Linked DNA regions of Mus musculus: regions 1, 3, 4 and 5 are each linked to region 2. A link is a loop called in an ENCODE intact Hi-C map of the cell type or tissue named here. Cell type or tissue: left cerebral cortex. All regions are shown on one strand.

The links. Hi-C counts contacts between places; a loop is a spot of excess contacts. Peaks named below come from ENCODE experiments on the same cell type or tissue, not always from the same donor. Only the 100,000 strongest peaks of a DNase experiment are listed, where the experiment ranks them.
Region 1: it touches region 2 in a loop (2.7-fold over the local background); 2 of 42 quality-filtered maps call a loop at or near these places.
Region 3: a loop joins it to region 2, with 2.1 times the contacts of the local background. A loop is called at or near these places in 8 of 42 quality-filtered maps.
Region 4: a loop joins it to region 2, with 7 times the contacts of the local background. A loop is called at or near these places in 19 of 42 quality-filtered maps.
Region 5: a loop joins it to region 2, with 7 times the contacts of the local background. A loop is called at or near these places in 38 of 42 quality-filtered maps.

What each region holds. Positions count from the first base shown.
Region 1 is chr2:159,051,986-159,056,985 of GRCm38, reverse strand. No RefSeq gene overlaps it. Among named protein-coding and RNA genes, the nearest start is that of Gm25090, 85 kb to the left of the region's middle. In left cerebral cortex, a CTCF peak has its summit at 2,893 (motif pointing left); a DNase peak (open chromatin) is centred at 2,896.
Region 2 is chr2:160,885,545-160,890,544 of GRCm38, reverse strand. It overlaps Lpin3 (lipin 3), which reads right to left and starts at 2,377. Exons shown (of 20, transcript NM_001199118.1): 1 at 2,328-2,377. In left cerebral cortex, a CTCF peak has its summit at 3,071 (motif pointing right); DNase peaks (open chromatin) are centred at 2,465 and 3,073; H3K4me3 peaks cover 691 bases.
Region 3 is chr2:160,782,149-160,787,148 of GRCm38, reverse strand. Zhx3 (zinc fingers and homeoboxes 3) reads left to right here. Exons shown (of 4, transcript NM_177263.3): 3 at 4,770-5,000. The coding sequence starts at 4,904. Among named protein-coding and RNA genes, the nearest start is that of Plcg1, 53 kb to the right of the region's middle. In left cerebral cortex, no CTCF peak of the experiment used is centred here; DNase peaks (open chromatin) are centred at 659, 1,036, 1,208, 2,101 and 1 more place; H3K27ac peaks cover 2,910 bases.
Region 4 is chr2:160,729,784-160,734,783 of GRCm38, reverse strand. It overlaps Plcg1 (phospholipase C, gamma 1), which reads right to left and starts at 3,474. Exons shown (of 34, transcript NM_021280.3): 1 at 3,440-3,474; 2 at 2,751-3,066. The coding sequence starts at 2,967. Gm52567 (a long non-coding RNA gene) reads left to right here and starts at 4,037. Exons shown (of 2, transcript XR_003954082.1): 1 at 4,037-5,000. In left cerebral cortex, CTCF peaks have their summits at 2,676 and 4,761 (motif pointing left); DNase peaks (open chromatin) are centred at 3,292, 3,561, 4,301, 4,705 and 4 more places; H3K4me3 peaks cover 3,624 bases; H3K27ac peaks cover 2,665 bases.
Region 5 is chr2:160,595,306-160,600,305 of GRCm38, reverse strand. No RefSeq gene overlaps it. Among named protein-coding and RNA genes, the nearest start is that of Gm14221, 17 kb to the right of the region's middle. In left cerebral cortex, a CTCF peak has its summit at 2,300 (motif pointing left); a DNase peak (open chromatin) is centred at 2,265.

The DNA of each region.
Region 1 (5,000 bases), 1.8 Mb after region 2:
ATAGTCAGACCTACTGAGTCTGTGGGAAAGGATAGCCATGCATAGTTTGGACACCCATAGGTGAGAATCATACACAATGATGCCACCTTCAGCTCACAGTTCCAATCTGCATTTAGCCTTGCCCTATGGAAGCCTCTCTCCTGGGACTCCCATGTATCCAGAGGACAGAACACAGGAGGCCTGATAGGCAGGTCAATGCAATCGACGCTGGAGAGAGATCCTCTTGAGTCCATAATGGCAGTGTGTACTCGCTGGCACTGTGCTTCACCTGTGTGAGCCTCAGCCAAGGATACAGTTCAAATGACACAACTGTCCCATATCTCCATGGCCATGGTGGAGAAGCTAGCCTCATCACAAGCAAACCCTTAGAGGTGTCCAGCTGCTGCGACCCGTATTATCACTACTGCTGTCATGCCTAGGTTAGGCTTTTAAAAATTAAGCCTTGGCTTTCTCTATTACAGGATGACTATGTATGTGAACATGATATAGACTTATGCAATTGTTCCAAAATATAAATGAAATAATGTATGCCCAGTAGCTAGCATACAGCCAGATAAACATGAAGGATTGTTCCTAGCTGGAAGCAGATAGTCCCATAGCCAGTTTTGATTTGCTAGAGACTGTCTTGGAAAGCCCTCCCATGCAGTCTGAAACAGTTGGTCACCCTAGAACAGCACACCAGGCTAAGCCAATCCCCACTCTCCCAAGCAGTTCAGGGAGATTTTTCTGGCCCCTGTCAATGAGCCACTGCATCCTAAACCAGGCTCTGTACTTCCTCCAGGAGCTAAGTGATCCCAGGATGCCAGGATCTGTACTAAGGATAGAGAGACTCGACTAGGCTTGGAGAGGGCAGAGATGGAATGCGAGCCCACAGTCAGGCTCTCAGGACATCAGACACAGGACGAATTACACATCCAGGACCAGGATGACTGAAGATGGAAATTGTCTCTGAGGGTCAGGCTGGACCAAGAGGAGGGAGAAAGTGACATCCTGATGATGAATAATTCAGAGAGAGGAAGCCAGGGGCAGGAGGAGCTGCCGCAGGGCCCCTAGCCTGTTCTCAGCCAGTCTTTTCCTGAGCAGGAAACCTCCCAGCTGAGCCTGGGAAGCAGTTATCACTGGTGGGTGATTAAGTTACTAATCCTTCAGGGAGAAGACATTTAGAGGCCCATATTAAAGCAGTGCGAGGCAAAATTACATTCCGTTTCAATTTAGTTTAGCAATTCCCGTGATTTAGTTAAATGAAAAGCAATTGTTCTAATTAATAGTATTGAATGTTATTCATCAAAAGTGTCAAAACAGCTCCATGGCCGCATTTGTAACCCATTCTCCTGTCAGAGGTATGGATAATTTTCCAGGACGGGATGGGGCTCTGAGAGGGTGTGAGGGCTTTGGTTGGCGGGGGTGGTGGTGGTGGTGGTGTCAAGGGCATGTACATGGAGTGTGTACACGTGACCTGAGTGTGGCTATATGGGTCCATATGCCCTGGAGACATAGCAATCCTACCTGCACCTAACCTGGGTGTACATATTTATATGCAGTTATGCACAGAGATCAGTGTGCTTGAATGACTGTGAACATGTGAGTGTGTCTGTGTATTCCTGGCCGTGTACATGGATTACGAGTGTGCATAAGTGCCTCCAGGACTCATGTATTAGAGCATGTGCTTGGTGTGAATTGACACGAGTGCACACAGGAATTTAGAGAGTTGTAGGTCCGTATTGTGGAGGTGTGTGTACATCAGTGATTTCGAAGATCTGTTGCTATCCAGGAAGACACAGACATTGTGAGCAGACATCTGCATGGGGGTTGCGGGGTGGCTCCACGAGGATGTGGATAGATCAAGGCAAAGGATGAAGGGAATCTGTTACCCCAGGAATAGCACAGCCAGTTCTTTCCCCCCTTCCCTGTGTCATCAAGTGACTTCTTGATGCTGAGACACTGTCATTTGGATGTAGGGGCTGAGACTTTTTCTCATGCTCACTGCTGTATTCTCAGCATCAAAAAGCGACCTTGGCATACAGCAAGCCTCCATAATACATCTTAATAGATTATATTAGTGATGGATGCATGAGAATAGTGGGATAGATATCAGGGCACATGCATGGCTTGATAGAAGGGTGGCTGGTTTGTTAAGAGGATAGGTGGGGGAAGGAGAAAAAACCTGGATGGATGGATGGATGGATGGATGGATGGATGGAAGGAAGACAATAAGGCCCGCTGGGGCCTGTAGTCATGGGTGAGTTCCCAGTCTCATCTCAGTGTAGAGCCCAAGTTTCTTTGGCCCTCAGCATCGCTCTACAAAACCTCCGTGGAAAATTCCATCCTGGACAGTCAGCAGGCTCAGAAGCCTCACAAGTTGCCAGGATCAACCAAGGCCAAATATTGCAGAGCTCAGAGCAGAAAGGACAAGGATTTTTTTTTTAATTTGAGACACTGGGGAAAGCTCAGTCTTGCTGGGATAACAGGAAAGAAACCAGGCCAGGCAGGCCCTATGGGATTTTTAAATAAAGCAGGGCCCTCCAGGAGCTCCTCTACCTTCAAGCCGGGATGCCTGCCTCTGGCTTATGATCCTGGGCTGTTGGCGCTCCCCAGCCTGCCCTCCCTATCCCTGGTATTCTACCTAGCCCACACCTTCCTCATCGGGGAAACTCGTGTCCATCCCGAACTCATGGTCAAGCAATTTACCTTCACCACAGCCTTAAGGTGATAAAGATATCTACACTAGGCTCCCACCTCCTCTGTCCTCGCCTCCTATTCAGACCTGGACCTTGGATCTCTCCAGAGTTTACCAATCCTGGAGATGCCCCAAAACACTCTCCACTAGGTTATAAGTCCTCCCACAGATATTTTGAGCTGAGGCAGCAGTTAACCTGGCCCACCTGCTGTCATGGCCTGCCCCCTAGTGGCTATCTCTGGACATACACTATCCCCACCATGGCACCAGCCCGATGCCCCTATTCCAGCTTCAACCAAGAAAGGTTGTCTTTTGACAACCTCTACAATGCCCCCCAACACACACACACACACACACACACACACACACACACACACACACACACACACACTTCTTGCAGGTCCTGAAGTGCCCAGAGTTTGGGATGTGCCAGACAGCTCCAGGCTGCCCACGCAAGTGTCCATCCATCTTGATGGTGATTAGCCCACAGGGGAAGTGTTAGGGTGTGACCTCTGAACTCACTGAGCTCATAAAGACAATAGCTAAGACTGTGACAAGAGGCACCAGGCGTCCTGTCTATTTTGGGGTAGCCCCAAGTATAGCCGGTCAGAACCAAGGGCATCCTGGATCGCATTAATCTACGTAGGAGTGACAGAGACAGGATAGAGGGTCCAGGAGACTTTCCGCCAGACGTTTCCTCCCAGCCTGCCAGGCTCTGCTCTCCGCCTCACTCACGGAATCCCTGGCCCTGGCCTCCGGACACCCAGCTTGCCAGCTCTCTATGGCAGATCAGCGACCTTCCTCTCCTCTCAAAGTTTTTTGTTTTTTTTTTTTTTCTGAGAGATTAGAGGCCCTGGCTTTTGGGGGGCCTAGTCTTTGTTCTGACTCTGAGGATAGCAAAGCAAGAAGGAAAAACACCTCCTCTCCCACCCATGCTGAGGTAATGGAGAACCTACCTGGAAACAGCCTCTGGTTTGCACGGTCCAGGCTCTATAGAATTCAGGAGGATCAAAAGCTTAATTGCTAGAGTCTTGGGCCCAACAACTGGCTAGAAACAGGAAGTTCTTTGTTACATACACGGCTGCTGACTATCCCTTTCTCTCCTCTCCACTTGCTTTCTCTACTGGCTGGTAAATAGCTTGAAAATGGCCATGATGAAAATATTTATACCATGGAAGCTGCCAAATGATATGAGATAAACTATTATCAATGAAGCAGGCTTGGGACCCTTCCCATGTCCAGGCTAAATGTCAAGAATCCCAAGCACCAGGGTCACAACCGTTTTAGAGCCACAGGAGCTTGGACTGTGTACTGTATGGCCCAGCACCCTAGTGCCACCATGTCTGTGTCTGCAGTGTCAATCCTGGGAGCACAGTAGGCATTAGGTCTGTCCTAAGAGTCCGGAGAAATGGGTTCTGCCTGAGAATAGTACTCATAGCACTAGAGCTTACCAACCCTTCACTTTCCACCGGTAAAACTGGGGGCAGGAGTACTCGGCATAGATCAAGAACTTCATAGGACAACCAGGAGAAATAGACTTGCAAGGCAAGCAATCAGACCCTGGCCAGCACCGTGGGACCCAGTCAACAGTGCCTGCTTATTGTCATCAATGCCCATCATTGCTTTTGCAAGGAGTATCCTTACTTCCTTCACACAGGATTTCAAGGCTAACCCAAGACTGGACACTTTTGGCACATGAAAAGGTCTTGGTCCTTTCCCCTTATATTGGGTGCCTTGAAGGCATGCAGCATCCAGGGATGGCCAAAGAGGAAGCATCCACTCAAATCCTCAGAGAAAGAGGACTTCACAATCTGCTTAATCAGGCGTGTCAAAAAACAAACAAACAAACAAACAAAACAAACAAAAACTATCACCAAGGACAGAAAAGGTGACTCTTGGTTTTCCTCAGAGGAAAAAAAAAAACAACAACAACAACAAAAAAAAAAAAACCATCTCAGATCCCTGGGTAAATGCACTACCTCTTCTGTGCTAAGAAACTGTTCCTTAGCACTGGAAGTAAAGGCATGTGCCACCAATCCAGGGTAGTGGCTATCCTGGTTGTCAACTTGGCTATATCTGGAATGAACTACAATCCAGAATTGGAAGGCTCACCTGTGATCCTCATCTGGAGGCTGAGAGATACAAGTTTCTGACCTGGATCCTGGCATGGAGATCTTGAGGCAGAGTGGCCATGAATTCCAGAAGATTAAGACAAGGGGACCTCTGAGTTCAAGGTCATCTGGGATTAAAGGCATGGTGGCACACACCTTTAATCCGGGCTACACCTTCTGCTGGAGACCTACTTAAGGACATTGGAAAAAGG
Region 2 (5,000 bases):
CTGGTTGGTTCTTCCTCTGTCTGTGTCAATAAATGGTGCACTTCAAGAAGACTCAGACAGGTGAAGTGACTTGCCCAGAGTTACATCTCAGTTACTGTCAGAGTGGACATTAGCACCCAGGCAGTCTGGTACCCTTACCCACAGTGCCCTGTGGCCATTCATGATCTAGGCATCTGATAATAAAAGTCTTGGCCTAGCCAGCAGGAGGCTAAGTCAAAATGGGGTGGCATTAAACTCTATGGTTCTGTATTGTCACTCAAATCCAATAATAATTTTGTCTGAAAGACACCTATTGGCTCCTTGGCAGGAAGCTTCATTCTGCTCTAACATCAAGCTCAATGACTACAGACTGAGACAGACTGATAGGACAGACACCTATCTGTTGAGCAAACCTCTAGATCAGTGAGTCTAGGAAAAGCAGAGAAGACCCAGGGGTTTCCAGGAACAAAGGAGTAAGCATGGGCGGCCCAGGGTAGGGATGGAACCAAAGCAGCCTCAGACCTGCTGGGAGTGAAAGAACTGTGAAAAAAGGGTGGTGGCAGGCTTGGTTTGCTCTAGCATGACATCTCAACTGCTGTTTGGAACCAGAGCAATGTGTGTGTGTGTGTGTGTGTGTGTGTGTGTGTGTGTGTGTGTGTGTGTGTTGTAAGACCATTTGATACCAGTAGGCTCCCAGCTCCCATCCAAGGCTGTGTCAGCCAAATTGTCTCTAGATGTTAAATGCCTCCTAGGAGTGCTAGGAGTGTAGCCCAATGGGAAAGGACCTGTCTTTCCTATGCAAGGCCCTAGGCTCAATCCACAGCACTGCAAACAAAATCAAATGTCTCCTTGGGAGAAAAACCATCCCCAGTGGAGTGTCACTAACCCAAGCAAAAGGAGCTGGATGGCAGAGGTGGCTACATGGGATGATGTCACCAGAATTATTCGGGTTCATTCACGGGTTCTCAGTTTCCCTTGTAATATAGGCCTTAAGTCAGACTCATCTCACCTAGACTCCCACTCTCTTGGGCTTCGGGTACCTCTAAGTAAAATCCTACCCCTACCCCACAAACACCCCTAAGGAAACCTTTTTGACTTTTTTCTTCCATGACTGTCCTACTGTTTAGGCTAAGTACTAGAGACTCAGATTATTGATGGCAGCAAAGCACTGTGGGTAAGAACACCACAGTGGCTGAGTTCTAATCTATACTTTGCCCCTTCCCAGGGCAAAATGCTTCATTTATCTGAGGTTTTCTTTTTAAGTATTTTTGTTTTAATTTTTTTTCTGTGCATTGGTGCTTTGCCTGCATCTATGTCTATGTGAGGGTGTCAGACCCCAGAACTGGAATTACAGATGTGAGCTGCCATGTGGTTGCTGGGAATTGAACCCGGGTTCTCTAGAAGAGCAACCAGTGCTCTTAACTCTGAGCCATCTCTCCAGTCCCTATTTATCTGAGCCTTCGTTCCAGCTTCTTTAAGTGGAGATAGTATCAGGCAGGGATGAGTACCCGCTGAGATAATTTGGATACAGCCCTGTTGTACAGTAGGTGTTATGCCTGTGTGTGACATCTAGCAGAGACACCAGCATCGTGACTTTTCCACACTCACTCAGGCTGTGGGCTGTGCAGTAGGCCAGTCTCTACTTGCAGTTAACAGTTTAGACACAGTAGGCTGCCACCCAACACCATGACCAGTGGGAACCTCACTATTTACAAAATAGAAAGGTGAACTCCAGGCTTTGTGGAGTACCTTGTTCAAGCCAGGCTAGATATATCCTCAAAGTTCTAGGGCTAGCTTGTCTCTACCACAGGGAAGCCAAACCAAGGTCCTCTGGACTCTTGGGACCCCAGATATTGAGATGGGGGAGTTATGGAGTGGGGATGACTTTCCAACTGCCACCAAAGAGAGTAGGGGTATAAGGAGGGGCCCTTATACCAGGGAAGCGGTCTACCGCTAAGTTACAATTCCCCAGCATTGGGAAACTGCCGCTTCAGTTCCCCTCATTGACAGGCAAGACAGGCCAGACAAGGGCCAGGGACACTCTTTGCAACTGAGGACTCTTATTACCAAGGACACGCCGCCAGTCTTGGGAAGCCTCTCTAAAAGGTTCTGGCATTCCTCTCTAGCTTCCTAGTCCTGGCTATCCAGGGAGCTCGCAGGGGAAGGGGCAGGAAGTGAAGCCAGCCTTCCCCTACTCTTTCCCTAGCTCCCTGTGGTCTCTGTCCCTTGACGTGAAAATGAGATAGAACAGAGTGGAAGAAAAACATATTTTGTTTTCCTATGGGCTAGGTTTCTACGTTGAAACTTCCCTCCCGAGGACCACTGAGACCCAGAAACGCCGCCTCTACCTGTACGCAGAGGTTCCACAGGTAAGGGTCCAGGTCCCGGCACTTCCGCTTTCTCTGAGACCCGGTGAGATCCGGTCTCCACTCCTTCCACCAACCAGGTGCGGCTCTCACTGTTCCCGGTCAGTCCAGGCTCCACCCTTCACTTCGAGAAGACCCCGCCCCCGTCCCGTGGTCCCACTCCAGGGCGCCCTTTTTCCTATGGGGAGCAACAGACTTCGGGGCTCTGACTCGTTCCCAGCCACACCCGTGGCCACACCAGCTGTCACGACAGGAGCACGAAAGACGTACGGACTTTAGAACCGCGTCTACCTACGTCCTGTTCCTTACTACCTGCCTCTGTGACCTTGAGCGAATCTCCCACGGATACCAGAGGAAAGCTACTTGTAAGATTTGACGGAGAACACGAATATCTTTGTCGAGGGCTTGGCGCTTGTATTTCCCATCCCGGGAACAGCGTTTCTTGATCCTCCACACCCCCTTTCTAGCCGAGGTCTAACTACCTATATGCTCACAGTTGGAATGTCTTATTTGCTCAGTTAATGTCAGTCTTGTTTGTTTTTGCATACTGACATCAAAACTCGGTGGTACACGCAAAGAGATCTACCACCGTTACACCACCCAGCTTCAACCGAGCTTGAACGCCTTTAAGAACGGACCACCTTCATACGCTCAGTGCTATTGCAAACCTGCTCAGTCATCTATCAGACACTTTAGCGAGTGGGCAGTGCGCTTAATACTACCACGGGCCAGCAGAGGGCAGATGGTGACCAGTCTTCTCACCCAATCACACTTTCTCACCACCCAACACTCTCAAGAGCAAGACAAGTGAGCAGATTTGTAGGCAATAAACCCAAGGGGCCAGCCAGGAATGACTTTGAATCCCTGACTCAGAGACCTCTCCGACTACCTGTATGGATGATCCCTGCAAACAAGATGTGCTGGAAAACATGAGACGCTGAAGGCGTTTGTTCGAAAAAGCACACACGGTCAGGCTTTGCCTAAAAGATGGCTCATTCAACCCAGCACGGTGGCGCACACCTTTATACCAACACTGGGAGGCAGGGGCAGGCAGATGCCAGAGTTTCAAGGTAAGATGTCCTTCAGAGGTAGTTCTGGGACAGCCAGGGAGACCCATAAAAACCCTGTCTGGAAAAAACAAAACTAACAGACAGACACACAAACAAAAATGGTTCAGCCAGTAAAGGTGCTTGCTTCTGAGTTGAATAACCGTAATCCACACTTACAAGGTATCTCGGGCAGGCTGTGAAGCCATCGTACACGCTGTATACACTCCAAATCAGTGGTTCTCAAACTTCCTAATGCTGTGACCTGATTCAGTTCCTCATGCTGTGGTGACCTCCAATCATAAAAATTATTTTTGTTGCTACTTCATAACTGTAATTTTGCTACTGTTAAGAGTCATTATGTAAATATCAAATATGCAAGATATCTGATATGAGACCCCTATGAAAAGGTCATTTATACCACCCCTAGGGGTCTCCACCCATGGCCTGAGAACCTCTGCTCTAAGTAAAATGTATTTATTTTAGGATAAAGTCATAAGAAGGCAGACCTAGAGGGATGGGAGTGGAGAACTGGGAAAATCAAGCTACAGACAGGACTGGGCTGTGAGGAGGGAGAAGCTGTTGTCATAATGTGACAACAAGGTGACAGAGCTTGTTTAGAAATGACTGCCTTTTGTTGTTCTTCCTGTAGTTGCTATCTCAGAGGAGCCCTGCTGGAGGCAGAGCAATTGAAAGCCCACCCTGGGGGTTGTGGCCTGCCACAAGCTTGCCTGTGGCGCCATTATATATATAAGGTTTACCTGTGATGGTAAAATCCTGGAAACGGGAATTCTCAAAGAAGGGAGGTAAGAAGGTAGGAGAGGCCACAGACTGAGGCGTCTGATGTCAGAGTCAAGCTTTTCCTTGTTTAAAATTGGGATCTCACAGTCTTTAACCCCAGCTCTCAGGAGGCAGAGGTAGGTGGATCTTTGTGAGTTCGAGGCCAGCCTGATCTTCATAGTATGTTCAGGACAACTAGGTCTTAAAAAGGTCTTGTCGAAAGGAAGGAAGAAAGGAAGGAAGGAAGAAAGAAAGATGGGGCTTCACTATATAGCTTATATAGAACAGGCTGGCCTCAATGCAAAGGACTCTGCCTGCCTCAGCCCCCCTCCGGAGTGCTGGATTAAAGGTGTGTCCGGCCATGCCGAGCCTAATCTATTGTTTTGTTTGTTTGTTTGTTTTTGGTTTGTTTTTTGGTTTGGTTTGGTTTGGTTTTTTGGTTTTTCAAGATAGGGTTTCTCTGTAGCCCTGGCTGTCCTGGAACTCACTCTGTAGACCAGACTGGCCTTGAACTCAGAAATCCTCCTACCTCTGCCTCCCAAGTGCTGGAATTAAAGGCATGCACCACCACTGCCCGGCTATTGTTTTATTCTTAATATCACTTGCAAAATAGTGATAAAATTTACCTTGCAGGATTATATTGTGAAGATCTGATAACCAGTTGTCCTCAGTCTTGGGTGTATATTTAAATCCTCATGCCCTTGACAAAGGCTGACCATGGCACTGAGATTTCAAAACCCCATGTAGTTTTACTGAGCTAAATAAATGCTGAGCAGAGCATGAGGTGCACATTAGGCATTCCCCGGTGTTTACTGAACTTTGTGTTTAG
Region 3 (5,000 bases), 100 kb after region 2:
AGATGTCACTGGTTTTTCCCAAGCAAGCAAAAGAAAAGCAGATAGTTCTGTATTCCTCACAGTGATAGAATGAAGTGCTGTACGTCTGATCTTGTGGACTTTGTAATAAGGTCAGTGAAGACAGTTGTCAATGAGACTAAGTCTGTAGGATGAGGAGGGATGCTGGATTTGCAGGGTGAGCCAGGGAGGGCTTTTATTTTCTAAATAAATGTTCTTCAGAGATTCTTGTAAGCATGCCAGCCTGCAAGCTATTTAACTTGAAAACTATGTGGCTTACACTGGAAATTTTCAATTAAAACAAAACAAATGTAATTTCAGAAGTAAAAGCACATCCAGAACAAACCATTTATAATGCTTTAACATCTTTTAGTTTAAATTTAATAAAGTAATTTACTTTTGTATTTGAAACAAAATTTAGGATTCAAGTCTGTTTCCCAGTAACAAATTTACTTTGAAAGCAGCTTTCTCACACCTCCGTGGAACAAGTGCTGGCCACTTGCCTCTTCTGCTACCCTAGCCTTGCTCCCAGCCCTACCCCAACCCCTTAAGTCTCACCCCACTTCCTGTATTTTTTCTGTGGGTTTGAGTGGGTTTTGGCAAAGACTAGAGTCTTTTTCACTGGGGACATTGGCATTTCACAGCCTCTCTGCTCATTAGCAGTCTGATCCATTTGCTCCCCAAAACACTTGGGAGAAAACCAGCTCAATCTAGTTTCCTCTAGAACAGATTCCACTATCAGCAGCTCAGAGCTCCTTTTGCTTTCTGCATGGTGCTTACTAGTTCCAAATATGTTTTGGTTAATAGTAATACCATCATCCTACTCACCAAGTTGAAGTCTGTCTCCATTCACATGGACACAGAACACATACCCTGTACTTTCAAAAGAGTTTTCAGAACCCAGCTACCCCTCATTGCCTCAGTTTCTCCCAGCCTGATGCCAGCCACTGTCGTCTCCTGCCTGGACTTCTTCCATATTCTCATAGATGCCCCTGTGTAGCCTCTGGCTTTTCCCAGTTTGTTCTTAGTACAGCCAGTGACGCCATGCTGAACTAAACACAAGGCAGATCCTGTTAGCCCTGTATTTAAAGTCCTCCTTTGGATTGCCTGTCTCAGAGAAATTTTAACATCATTGTCTGTCTGCACTATCCCACCCCCACAGCTCTTTAACCTGGTCTCTTTCTGCCCTCTCTCTGCTTCTGCCACCATTTCAACACCTACTGCCAGATGCTATTTCTGCCTGGAATATACTTCCCCATATACACAAGACATCTCACTTCTTCATGTCCCAGCTGATGTCCCAGGGCTGGGAATTGAAAACGGCCTTGTACACGTTAAACAAGTGCTTTTCCATTGAGCTATGTGCTCAACTCCCAGCTCTTCTTTTAGGACTGGGTGAGTAGTCACTGTCTGAGACAGTGCCAGTGAACAGGCCCAAGAGTAACTGCTGAAACAAAGCAGATACTTTCCTGAAAGTGCCCCCTGGAGTAACACATTTTCTCACATTTCATTGATTACACCTAACCTTGGTTAGACAGGGAATTAATTCCAATGAGTCTGGGAAAGTGAGCCTCAGTATTAATGGTCCTAATAACCATTAGCTTCTTGAGTTCAGAGATGGCATAAACTTAACAAATCTAACCTACATAAAGGTATTTGTATGTGTGCTCACTATATAATACTATTCTAAGACCCTTTCCATTGGTGCTAAGTATTGAGCTCCTTGTCTCTGGAGATGCTCAGACAATGACTGTTCTAACCACCAAGTAGTGGTGCATTGAAGGAACCTCATACAGAGGCTAGGCTGGCTAGACTGAGTCTTTAAGTAGCTCTGATTCTGGGGCCTCTGTGTTTATAACATGCTTGCCCTTCTGAGCTTGAAGAATAACGTAGCATTCGCTTTAGAAGTGATAACATCTGAGTGGAACAGGCTATTTCTGTTGGTGATTTGACAGAAACAAGAATTGTTTGAGGGGTGAAAGCAGAGAGCTTAGGCCCTGTGCTCTCGGTTGAATTTTAGTTTTAAATGCAGAAAGTATTAAGACCTATACGCACTCAGTGGGTTAAACTAGCTCAGCTCTGGGCTCTGCCATTCTTTACCACTGGCAGACATAGGGTTAGACAGATTTGAACTTTGTGTAAGCTCTTTATTTTCAACAGAACTCTGACTACTCCAACCAGCAGGTCTGCTGTATTACCACAGTCTTGCCCACACACACTCCTGATGGAAGATGGTTTCCTATGTGTGCTGTTCCGTTGTAGCGTGCTGTTGACTCATTCTATCCCACTGTGACAGTTCTCTATTAGCTGTAACAGGAAAAATACAGCTTATCTTCTTTTTTTATTATTTTATATCATTTTTTTCCTGTGCATGGGCACACATGCCACAGTGTACAAATGGAGGTCAGGAGACACTTTGTGGGACTCGTTTTCTTCTTCTACGATGTGGGTACTAAATATAGAGCATGTCAGGCTTGGCAGCAAGCTCCCTTACCTACTAAGCCATCTTGTTGGGCCACTGCCCCTCATCTGACAGTGAGAAAAAAGTAAGAATCATTCTAACATTGAAATACCCTTCAGGCTGGTTGATTTTATGACAGATTGACACAGCTGGAGTCAGCAGACAGGAGGGAGCCTCAACTGATAAGGTGCCACTGTAAGAGTCGGCTGTAGGCAAGCCTGTAAGGCATTTTCTTAATTAGCAATTGATGTGGGAGGGCCCAGCCTATTGCGGGTTGTGCTGTTCTGGTGATCCTGGGTGCTATAAGAAAGCAGTTTGAGGAGTTGGAGAGATGGCTTGGTGGTTAAGAGCACTGACTGCTCTTCCAAACATCCTGAGTTCAAAATCCAGCAACTACATGGTGGCTCACAACCATCTGTAATGAGATCTGACGCCCTCTTCTGGTGTGTCTGAAAGACAGCTACAGAGTACTTAAATATTCGGCTGAAGCGAGTTGGGCTGGAGCAACCACATGATGGCTCACAACTATCTGTATAGCCTTGGCTGTCCTGGAACTCACTCTGTAGACCAGGCTGGCCTTGAACTCAGAAATCCTCCTGTCTCTGCCTCCCTAGTGCTGAAATAAATAAATCTTAAAAATAAAAAACAGAGAGAGAGAGAGAGAGAGAGAGAGAGAGAGAGAGAGAGAAAGAAAAGGAAAGGAAAGAAAAGAAGAAAAGAAAAAGCAGTTTGAGCAAGCCAGTAGTAAGCACCCCTCCTCCCTGGTCTCTGTATTAACTCCTGTTTCCAGGTTCCTGCCCTGTTTGAGTTCCTGCCCAGACTTCCTTCAGTGGTGGACTACGATGTGGAAGTGTGAGCCATGTAAACCCTTTCCTCTCCAAGTTACATTTGGTCATGGTGTTTCATCACAGTAGTCCTTACTAAGATATCCTTTAATGCTTTTTAAAAAAGAAAAGTCAAGTCACGTCGTGGTGGCACACGCAGGCAGATCTCTGTGAGGTTGAGGCCAGCCTGGTCTGTAGAGTGAGTTCCAGGACAGTTAGGGCGGTTACACAGAGAAACCCTGTCTCAAAAGAAAAAAAAAAAAAAAAAGGAGGAGAAAGAATAAGACATAAAGTAGAATAAAGAAAAAGATGGGAAGAATGACCACCACCCACCAAATCCACTGGAATAACTGTCAAAACTCTGAACCATGCATAAGGAGATGTGAAAATAAAAGGGCTGTGTGTGCTGTAGTATTATATATATATAGATATAGATATAGATATTCAGGGTAAATGTAGCCTACAGGGAAAATGGACTTAATCAGAATGAGACCTTCTATGATGGGCATATCCTGTCCTCCTCCTTGCTTCTGGAGTTGCTACACCTGCACCAGCCTCTTTCCTTGTACCCCTCCCGTACCCATTTCTTGAGAATAGACATTGTTTAGATCTGGAAATCCCCTACTTTCCCCTTATCCTTTCCCCCCTGAGGGCCTATAAAAACTGGGACCCCTTTCCCCTCGTGGTCAACTCCTCTACCCCTGTGTGGGATATGAGTTGTCCCCAGAGCTCTGACTTTCCCCAAATAAAGCCTCATGTGGTTTGCATCAAGTTTGGTCTCTCGTGAGTTTTTGGGTGTTCACTATTATCCCGAGGCCTGAGCGAGGGGCTCCTCTTGGAGTCTTTCACTGGATGTGTGAGCACCCTCTGATCCTTGGCTTGCCTAGGTGACAGTGTCGTAGGCACAGGGAGGAACTACAGCTTTCCCATTGTTGGGAATACAGGTGGTAGGACAACAAGCAGGAAAGACAGGCTTGGCTCTTACACCCTGCCTGCATCCATACTGAAACTTGACTTGGTCTCTGGGCCCAGTTTGAAGGAGACAGAGGCATTGTCATGTTCTTGTATGTGGGAAGACTATGAAAAGAAAAACCCTTGTTGGCCCAAATGTTTAAACAGGAATTACACTGGGTCTTTTGTTCTCAGTCTAAACTGGTCAGAATTAATTTTTAGACTCAAAAAGAATGGTTCTCCTTCCCTCCTCCTTTCCTTACTATAAGCTGAGTTACTTAATGCAAAGATATAGGGAGATGAACAAAGAAAAAAGTGTACAATTTAAACATATCAAATGGTACAGAGCATCCAAGCTCATTCTCAGGACAACTACCAAGGTGTTCCTGCCTTACAATTCATAGCTAAGAAGCACACCAGCTCCTTGTGAACACTCACAAGATATAAAGTGAGCAGTATGTGATAAGGGGCCTGAAAAACAGATAGATTCAGAGACTGTAAGATCTTCATCATACTTTTTTTCTCTTTTTCTCCAGGCTTAAGGAAAAGTGGCTTTCTGCAAATAACTGACAAAACTGACCTTAGAAGCACTTCCCAGGGCCTCATGGAGTAGCTGGAATTTGTACTACAAGGCTTTCTTGCCTACTGGTTACCTGAAGTGGTTGTCGCCATGGCCAGCAAAAGGAAGTCCACCACCCCATGCATGATCCCCGTTAAGACCGTGGTGCTGCCGGGTGCCAGCACAGAGCCTCAGCCTGTGGAGTCTC
Region 4 (5,000 bases), 160 kb after region 2:
ATGGAGGTCTCTGCCTGTAAATACCACCTAAACATGGAGGTTTCTCTTCACAAGGGGCAACAAAGGCTACAGAAAACAGGAGACCAAGGCCTACCACCAACACAACCTGGGAGCAGAGTCCTCTGAGGACTAGCCTGCAGTCAGAGTGAAAAGTCTGTTTAGCACTGGGCAGGAAGTCTATGGCTGCTTTTAACTCACTAAATTCTGCAACATAAATGCCAGACACCAGCCTGACTTCAGTCACACAACCAAACAGCACCAAAGCACTTCTCAAGTAGACCGCTGCCTTAGACATCAGAAGGTGCTAACTAGTTTCACAAGTGTCACAGTGAGAGAACTCAAGATTTAGGAAATGGCAGTCAGCCTGTCCTTCTGTTCCGTGAGCACCCTGAGGGCAGACAGCGGCAGTCTTTCTCTCTGGCCTGGCTTCAGGTAGGGATAAGGTTATCAGCAAAAAGTCAAATACCTGAGGCATCTGAACAAGAGACCAGACAGTAGGGGACCCAGCTGGCAACTCAATCCTTTTCACAATCTGCAGGAGGCTGCAGGTTTGGGAACCCACAAAGGCAGTGAGGTGCATTCCAGCAGAAGTGGGGCAGGGCTTCGGTGGTGGGCTCCATTTACAAGGTATGAAGTCCACACAGGCTAGTCTGCAGCCTTCATTCTGGACCCCAAAAATCACAGGGTCGGGCCCAATGAAAACATGCATATCTCTGGGTGACTTTTGTGGGTCTGGAAAGGTGACGTCCTCTGTATTCCTGCCACCCATCCTCAAAGACCCAAGTGAGACAAAACGGACTGGATGGTTCTGTCTCTAAGTCCCTTCTTTCTGTCCAGGCCCCAACTCACAATGACATCCAATGTACAAAATTCCAAACATAGAAACTCATCTTACATGACAGGTGAACAGAAGGGTAAACGATGTACGGCAAAACAAGAGTTTCCTCTTTTTTCCTGGGTAATGAATTAAGGAGAACGGGACCCTCTCTCGGCCCTCCTCCCTCAGAGCCCTTTCTTTTTCTAACAGCCACATTAGACCTCCCTCAGAAGCCCCATCCCAGGGTCTAGGAGGACAAGCATCTACCATAGCTACTGCTACTAATAACTGGTTCTTAAACTTCTGTAACGTCTCTGCTCGCATCTATTACATATTTAGTTTGCTTACTTTACACCAACTATCTCACTTCCAAAAGTGACCATTTATAGTAAATATACTTCTTCTAACTTACAGAGGAACCGAGGCTCCGAGAGGGAAAGCACCTGGCTGGGTGACGTACAGCTAACACACTGGCTTCAAATACCATAGCTATCTTCCACTACTGGGCTACACACACGGTTTACAGTGCAGCTGTTACCAAGAGCTAGCTACCGGGGAACTAATGCCACCACTTAAACACAGGAAATACTACAAACGTAAAATGCCATGCCTGCAACCTGATGTCTGAGTGATGTCTCAGGACTACCGGAACTGTCTGCAGTTCCATCCCCCAACACTGAAAATCACTGAAATGTTCTTCCAGCGGAGGCCAGGGCTGATGGGCACTGGTGATGGTTAAGGGCCAATTCTGTCAGACCTGAAGTTTGTAGTTGAGGATGGCTGTCTTACCACAGAAACCTTCCTTCCTCCTCATCTCCTCACCCATCGACACACATGTACACCATCCCCAGGAAGATCTGTGGGACCTTCTCTCCGTTGTTACTTCCTGACACCACCCCCCCTTCTCTAACACAGACCTGGCTCTTAGGCTAGGTCCCTTCAACCATAGACTCTTTGGGGGTTCTTGTAAGAAACATCTCAAAGCCTGGAGTTGCAAAGACTCCTCATCCTGCCTCACACCGAGGAAAATGACTATCAGAAAGAGCCGAGGTTTCTCAAAACTCCTGACTTACTTCTCCCACCAGAGACTTGTGTGTAAACCCACCACACTCAGGTCTGGGAAGGCTACGACAGGAAACCAGAGGAGCAACTCTGGGCTACCCTGTGGTCACGAGAACATCCAACACAAAGGGCTGGACCTCAAAACCCAAGGCCAGGGAACCTTTCTGAATGCAAGCTCCTTGTTATATGCTGCAAGGGCAAAGGAGCCCTGGCTCTAGCTTTGGATGGCTGCCTAGCACCATGGACCTCCAAAATTCAGATCTGGGGCAAAAAAAAAAAAAAAAAAAAAAACCATCCACGGGACATGGGGAGGGGGAAGCAGTCACGGTTTTAGCTTTCATACCCCATCCTCCCAAAGAAGAGGGAGATGAGTAGGCCCGCTCTGCTCCACAACCAGCCCTACCCCAACATCTGCCTAAGTTCTACATGAGGATTCCAAAGGTTCTTGCGCCAATAAGCCCATCCCGGAGCTCTTAGGAGTTTTCACAGACAGCACACTCTGGAGAAATGGCAGTGGGCAGGAAGATCTTGTCGGTTCCCCAGGTTCTCAGGTTGGATGAGGGGGTCCCTGTCTTGGCTTCCCCTCACAGCCACTGACAGCCGCCCGATGCTAAGGGCCGGAATCCCACTCCACTTGTCCAACCAGTGAGGACTCTTAGGCCTCAGGGCAAAGTGCCTGGAACACTCCCCCCCTACTGGGGGAGGGGGTGTCCTATCAGGTGATCCAAGACCCGGATGCCCCCCTCCACCCGCCCCAGAGTGACCACCAGGGACTGGGCGGAGACGGGGCGCCAGGCGCGAGGCCCGAAAGTTTGCCCAAGTGTTTGGGAGGCGGGCAGGCGCGAGGCAGGCCGGAGTGGGGCGCACTTACTGGACCCCTCGATTTTGTCCGCGCCGCGGCTCCATGTGATCTGGCGCGTCTCCAACTTGACCTGGAAGGTCTTCCGTTCTGGCCGCTGCGACTTCTTGGAGTAGAACAAAGTCATGACGGTGCCCACCTCGAGGCTGCGGCAGAGGTGCAGCACCTCGGCTTCGGAGGGTGCGCCAGGCCCGCAGCCGTTGGCGCAGGGGGTCGCGACGCCCGCCATGCTGCAGCGACCTCGGCGACGCAAGCCGGCGGGCCCGGAGCGGCGGAGGCGGAGGCGGTGGCGGCGGCCGGGGAGGCGAGCGGGACCCGGTGGCAGCTCCTGCGGGCGGACGCGGGGCGGGGACTGAGCGCGGGGGCGGGGCGGGGTGAGGCTCCGCCCTCAGCGCGCCGGGAACAAAGACGCTCCTGGGGACGACCCCCGCCCACCGCCGCGCCTGCGCCCCGCAACCCGGGGCAGGCCGCAGCGGGCGGACCTGGACACCTCGGTTCGGCCGAGCTTTCCCCGCGCAGGCCTGACACAACGCGGGGCACGGCCGCCCGTCACGCACGCAACCCCGCCCACAGGCTGCGGCCCGTCGGTCCGACGCGCGCACGGGCCTCCGGCCCACACGGGACCCGCCGCGGCAGTGTGCACGCCTCCCAGGGAGCGAGGGGGCTGCGCGACCCCCAGCCCTCCCGCCGAACCCGGTTACCTGGCAAGGCTGCCGGGCGGAGGGAGCCGCGCCAGCCTGGCCTCCTCACACCCGCGGTGGCGGCGGGGGCGGGCCCTCCGCGCACCCTCTCCGGGGAGGGGCGCACTCGTGGATTGGCTAACAGGCCGTGAGTGACAGCACGCCTGCCACGCCCCCTCTGCGCAGACGTCTTTTGCAAGGGCTTGAGCAGACAGACGGGTTCTAGGGTGGCCTTGGAGTGTGGCCTCTGGGGAGGGGGCCACGCAGGTGTGGGCAGGGCCCTCAGACTCTCGGACGCGGGTCCGGTGGCCTTCGAGGCCTCTCGCGTGGTCCGCTGCCCTCCTCACGCTCCGCCCGCGCCCTACCTGCACTTAGTCTCCGAAGCTCTGGTTTGTCCTCTGCCTCATTTTCCTCTGGACTCAGTGCTGGGCCAGTTGCAGGGTGGCTTCCCCTCTGCGCAGACACAGGTGACCCCAATCCTGGGTCTCCCCTGACCTCCCGACCCAGGCATCTCGTCATCTGCGCCACAGCCTTGCTTGCCATCCTCATCACATGGCCCCTTTCACCCGCTACACCTTCTCTATATGGCAGTGAACTCCTGAATTTGGAAGACCCCACACCTTGCAAGAACCTTTTTTCTTCTCTCCCTCATCCCTAAGTAATCCACTGAGGCTCTTCCCTCCTGCCTTTGGGGCTCTCTCCACTCTACGCACGATCCTGAGGACCCCTCTTCTCTCTGTGTACACTATCCTCTTGGGTCTTGCCTGCATCTGAGCTTCAGAATTTACCACTAAAGCCTTTGAAATTGCGTACGTGAATTCCCACTGTGCTTCAAATCAGCACAGCTTCGTGGCCCAGCAGTCCTGTCTTGCCTTCCCCTATCTCTCCTGCTTCATCCCTCACCGCGGACTTTGCCTCTATTCTCCAGACATGACACCTGTCTGTGACTGTTAAATAACTTAAAATCAATCTTCCAAAAGCCGTTCTCTGAACAGCACGGGTAAACCCGAGGGCATCCCTTGATCCTGCCGTCTGGCCAATGATGAGCAGACAGTTAGTTGGACAGCTACCCTGCAGCTCTGGACAGCATCTGCATTTCAGAGGTGAGAAGTCCCACACAACATCCCCTTGCAGGAAAGCTCCCCTGGGATTCCTGAGACTAGAATTTGTGATGTATGGGTTTGGACAACCCACCCACCTGGGCCACCTTCGCTTTGCCAGGCAAATAGTGACAGATGCGCTATTTCCCTTGAGGGTGGTCTCAAGAACGTCCGAATTCTGTATACCACTGAGGAACTTTGTCCTGAGGGACTGGGGAGTTGAGATAGACTGACTGCCACCTAGTGACAGGCCTCTGATGTAGGCGGAAACTGGACTTGAGGTTGGCTTGCACAACTCATGATCCTAATTATCTTCTAATCAAGGTTTCAGAGCCCCGTGACTTGAAGTCAGGCTATGTAATAAGTGGGAAGCTGAGTGTCTGTGTTCCACAAGAGAGCCCACTGGGTGAGAGGTAATCCTGGTGGCCATTGGCTAGCTGGCCAATCATTAAGTAAGAGGAGCTGTGTCTTATGTCTGTAGG
Region 5 (5,000 bases), 290 kb after region 2:
CAGTGCAAAGAAGTTGCTCGAGAATAACTGGTGCCGTTTTTATCTTTCTCTGTGTGATATAGAAAAAAAAAATCAAATAAAGAATATCGGACCTTCTGTTGTTAGCTTGGTCCTTTTTTTCCTAGGAGGTTATTAGGACAGACTCATGAGCATCTTCTTCTTTCAGTCTGTGATTGGTGTTAAGTCAGCTTTTTGCAACTGTGGTAAATATGGAAGAAACTGACGTATAAAGAGAAGCCATTGGCCTTGTTGCTTTGGGTTTATGTCAGACAGCATGTCACGGCGGGAGTCTGTAGTGGTGCTAAGCCACTCACAGAATCCCCCAGAATCCTGTCCAGGAACATAGTTCCTGGGACGTAAAGGCTTCCAAGAGTTCTTGCCTCTTAAAGGCCCCCCCCCGCACCCCCCCCAGGAACTCTGCCTGGGAAGCAAGCCTTAACACATGGGCCTTCAAAGAGTGCTTAACATTCAAATCATAGCAAGAACTTGCCTGCACCTGTTATATTTTCAAGTTAGTGTTGCTGGGCAAAGAATTATTAGCATATCCTCCATTACTGACTCTTTTTAAAATGTTACTTCATTTTCTCTTGACATAAAGCCTTGCTAAATAATATTTGAATTTATTTTCTCATGTCAGTTATTTATTTATTTATTTATTCTGCCAAGACACAGAAAGATTTTTCCCTTTTCCCCTGAAGATTTGGAAATTTTTATTTTATTTATTTATTTATTTATTTATTTATTTTGGTTTTTCGAGACAGGGTTTCTCTGTGTAGCCCTGGCTGTCCTGGCACTCACTTTGTAGACTAGGCTGGCCTCAAACTCAGAAATCCGCCTGCCTCTGCCTCCTGGGATTAAAGGCGTGTGCCACCACGCCCGGCTTCGAATGTCATTTTGAAATAGGCAACAGGTTCCATTCTGTTCTGAGAGTGTCTCTCTGGTGTGGTTTTCCTGTTGGTGGGAATGCTGTTTTATTCCTCATTTGTTTGTTTTTGTTTTTATTTTTTGGTTTTCTTTGTTTGTTTTGTTTTGTTTTGTTTTGCTTGATTTAACTTCCTATGAGATTTGGCCTCAAAACTTTCCTACAGTTTGCCTTTTGTGAAAGTGCTTTTCCTGAACTGAAGGAATCACAAAAGGTTGACGTTCTTAACTGGAAGAGCACCCACTTTCTTGTGCAGTTTTAAGGAGGCATAAAAAAAGATAGTGACCTTTCGAGGGGCGTGGGGTGGGTGGGGTAGCAGTGGGGTGTTCTTGGCTTAATTTTCGGCCTCTCCTTATATTGGACCTTTCTCCTACTTTCTGATTGCTCTGATCCCACTCATTTTTATGTGGGATTTGGAGAGATTAATAAGCTCTGTGGGCATAGCTATGATTTCCCCAGTAAGGTGTAGTGCATTTATTTGCAAGGCTGGAGGAGGCTATGACAGACAGCATTTTCCTATCTATTTGGAGTTGACCTTGAACTCCTGTTTCGAAATGGGAGGTGTACTGGCTGGTTTGGGGTGTCAACTTGACACAGGCTGGAGTTATCACAGAGAAAGGAGCTTCAGTTGGGGAGATGCCTCCTCGAGGTCCAGCTGTAAGGCATTTTCTCAGTTAGTGATCAAGGGGGAAAGGCCCCTTGTGGGTGGGACCATCTTTGGGCTGGTAGTCTTGGGTTCTATAAGAGAGCAGGCTGAGCAAGCCAGGAGAAGCAAGCCAGTAAAGAACATCCCTCCATGGCCTCTGCATCAGCTCCTGCTTCCTGACCTGCTTGAGTTCCAGTCCTGCATCCTTTGGTGATCAACAGCAGTATGGAAATGTAAGCCGAATAAACCCTTTCCTCCCCAACTTGCTTCTTGGTCATGATGTTTGTGCAGGAATAGAAACCCTGACTAAGACAGGAGGTCCTGTTTCTAGGATTCTAAAATTACAGGCACTCACTACTGCACCCAGTCTCAGATCAGTCTGTCTAATGGCAAGCTGCTTATTGAGCCATAGGCAAGACGAGTTCATAAATGTCGGAGAGTTAATTGTTTCTGTGTTGGGTTGGCCAGGCTTCCAGCTCTGGTCCCCCATTCAGGCCCCACAGGTTTAACCTTCGCTCCTTGTACTTGGCTCAGGAGAGAGTTACATACAGTGCGTTTCCCACCTCTGGTGTTTGCTGGGTCCTCTGGGGCATTTCTTCGTAGCGCAGGTTCTGGAGAACAGGAGGAAGGTACTACTGACTCCACTACCCAAGAAAAAGGGATGAACCTGGGTTGTGAAGGGCCTGCTGTGTGAGCCTGCACCGCCACCTGCTGGCCATAAGTTTAATTACACAGCAGAGAGGTTGCAGTTCCCCCCTCAGCCAATGGAGTGGATTCTTTACCCTTCTATTCCCAAAGGCAAACTTATGTTAATATAATGATGATAATAATAGCAGAGAAAGAATTTCTCTATTGTTTAGACGTTTACACCTTTGTTTTTGGTTTTAATGAGCAGGGTCTCTCTACATAGTTCTGGCTGTCCTGGAACTTGCTTATGTAGATCAGACGTGCCTCGAGCTCAGAGATCCATCTGCTTCTGTCTCCTGAGTGCAGGGATTAAAGGTGTGTGCCACCACGTCTCTAGCCATGTCCTTTCTTTTTAGAAACGTAAATAATGTGTATTTATTTTCTTACAGCTCTAGAGACTCTGGCTATTTACATCGGCAGGGATAGGAGGGGGTAGGAGATTCAGATGCTGAGACTCGATGCTGAACTCGACTTCACTAGTTGCCAGAGAGTAAGGTGGCGTTGATTCACCTTCCCGTTTCCAGGTCTGGTTGTGCTGGGCAGGATAAAGAGGCCCAGGCTTAGTTCATAGGACTCGTGGTCTCCTTCTCTTGGGAGAAGGGACTCTGCAGACATGGACCTTGAGGTTGCACGGGCTTCCTGGGGTGCTTTGATCTGATCACCTGAGCATCACAGAGAATGGTCCCTCTCTGTGAATAGAGACCTTGTCTTGGCTTCAGTTAGAGACACAACATCGAAGGGTTGGAAGCTGGAGGTGGGAAACACAAGTAAAGAGTCTAAGTGGCTTCTGGAAACTGAATTTTCTAGAAGGAAGTTGTGCTCGTGTGGCTGGCTGAGTGATTAGAACTTCCTGGTGGTGGGAAGTCGGGCACTGTGGAAATGGAGCCAAAATTATCAGGGAGTTCTTTTTAGTACCCCAATGGCTACTAGGTGCCCATCTCTGTCTGACCTAAAATCCTTTCCTGAATGTATGTGCGTGCATATGTGTGTTCATGTGTGTGCAGGTACATGTGTGTGGAGGCCAGGAGATAATGTCATATGTTGTTACTTAGGAGATGTCCACGGCTTATGTTTTTTTTTTTTTAAAGATTTATTTTATTTATATGAGTATACTTGTAGCTGTCTTCAGACACACCAGAAGAGGGCATCAGATCTCATTACAAATGGTTGTAAGCCACCATGTGGTTGCTGGGATTTGAACTCAGGACCTTCAGAAGAGCAGTCAGTGCTGTTAACCACTCAGCCGTCTCTCCAGCCCATTATGTTTGTTTTTAAAAATTAATCAATTAATTAAATAAATCAAATTATTGTATTTATATATGTTTAATATATAAATGTAACATATCTTATAAAATATATATTTCATAAATAAATAAATTCAATCAACAGAGCAATTAATTAATTACTTACTAGAGTGGTGGGTGAGTAGGTGGCAGTCAGAAGACAACTGTAGGAGATTTTTACTTTCTTCTACCATGTGTGTTCTCAGGATTGAACTCAGGTCACCAGGATTGGTGACAAACACTCACACTCACTGACCCATCTCAATGTCCCTGCCTTGTATTGGTACAGACTCTTCTCTCAGTGGTCTAGAGTTTGCCATTTATGCTAGCTGGCTGGCTAGCAAGCCCCGAGGCTCTGTATGCCTCTGCTTTCCAAGTGTGGTGATCCTAAGTGCATGCATGCCATGGCACACAGCTCTTATACAGAACGCCTGGGGATTGGATACAGGTCTTCATACCCGTATAGAAAATACTTCAATGACAGAGCGATACCCTTGAGATGCTAATATCCTTTTGACTATGAGGTAGACTATTCCAGAATGTATCAGCCTAGCAGATTGCTAGCTTCCATTATCCCCAAAGTTAAAAGTGTCACCAGGTAGCATCTGAGACCTGAGATCCTGGCTTTGCTATGGCTTACCTAACCAATGGCTCCACCTACCTATGTGAGCAATGCCTTGACGTGGGGCCTCCTTTTGTTCTGTAACTATAAAAATATCATGAGAACATTGCCACATTGGAATGCATTTTGGGGGGGGGGCGCGGAGAACCCGAGCCCGTGTTCCTGGGCCACGTTCAGCCATTTTGGGCTCAAGGATAAACTCTCTCTTTTTTCCTCTGCTGTGCAAGTCATGCTTTATGTCACCACGTCTAAATGCTGACAAAATGGATGTCCCTGGGAGCCCTGCAGAGGAATGCAGACCTGCTGACATCTTGGTTTTTGTCCCAGGGACATGGAAGCGCAGGAGTTTACTGTGTCTAGACAATGATGATTTGATAATGTCTTTGTGTGGTCACAAGTTACAAGATAGGAAACGAAAGGTCAAGTGTACATAGTAAGACATTTCCCATGCATTGTAAGGTCTTCTTAGTTCTTTTATTTCATGATCATTTTCTGAGCACCTACTATGTTCTAGAGATGTGCTCACTACAGGGTTACAGGGGTGAACGTGGCTCTTCTGTTACTGAATTTAGGGTCACTATCTGTACTCCAAGAGGTCAAGTTGGTCATCGGTGCTTTAGAATAAAACCATCAAATTAATAGCAAACTACATACACATGCACACTATTCATACATACACTATTCACACTGTGCACACACACACACTGCACACACATGCACACACTACACACTTGACTACAGGAATACACATAGCACGCACACACTATTCAAACTGCACACCACACACATATACACACGTACACACAATAGACACACTGCTCACACACAGCATTTTGGCAA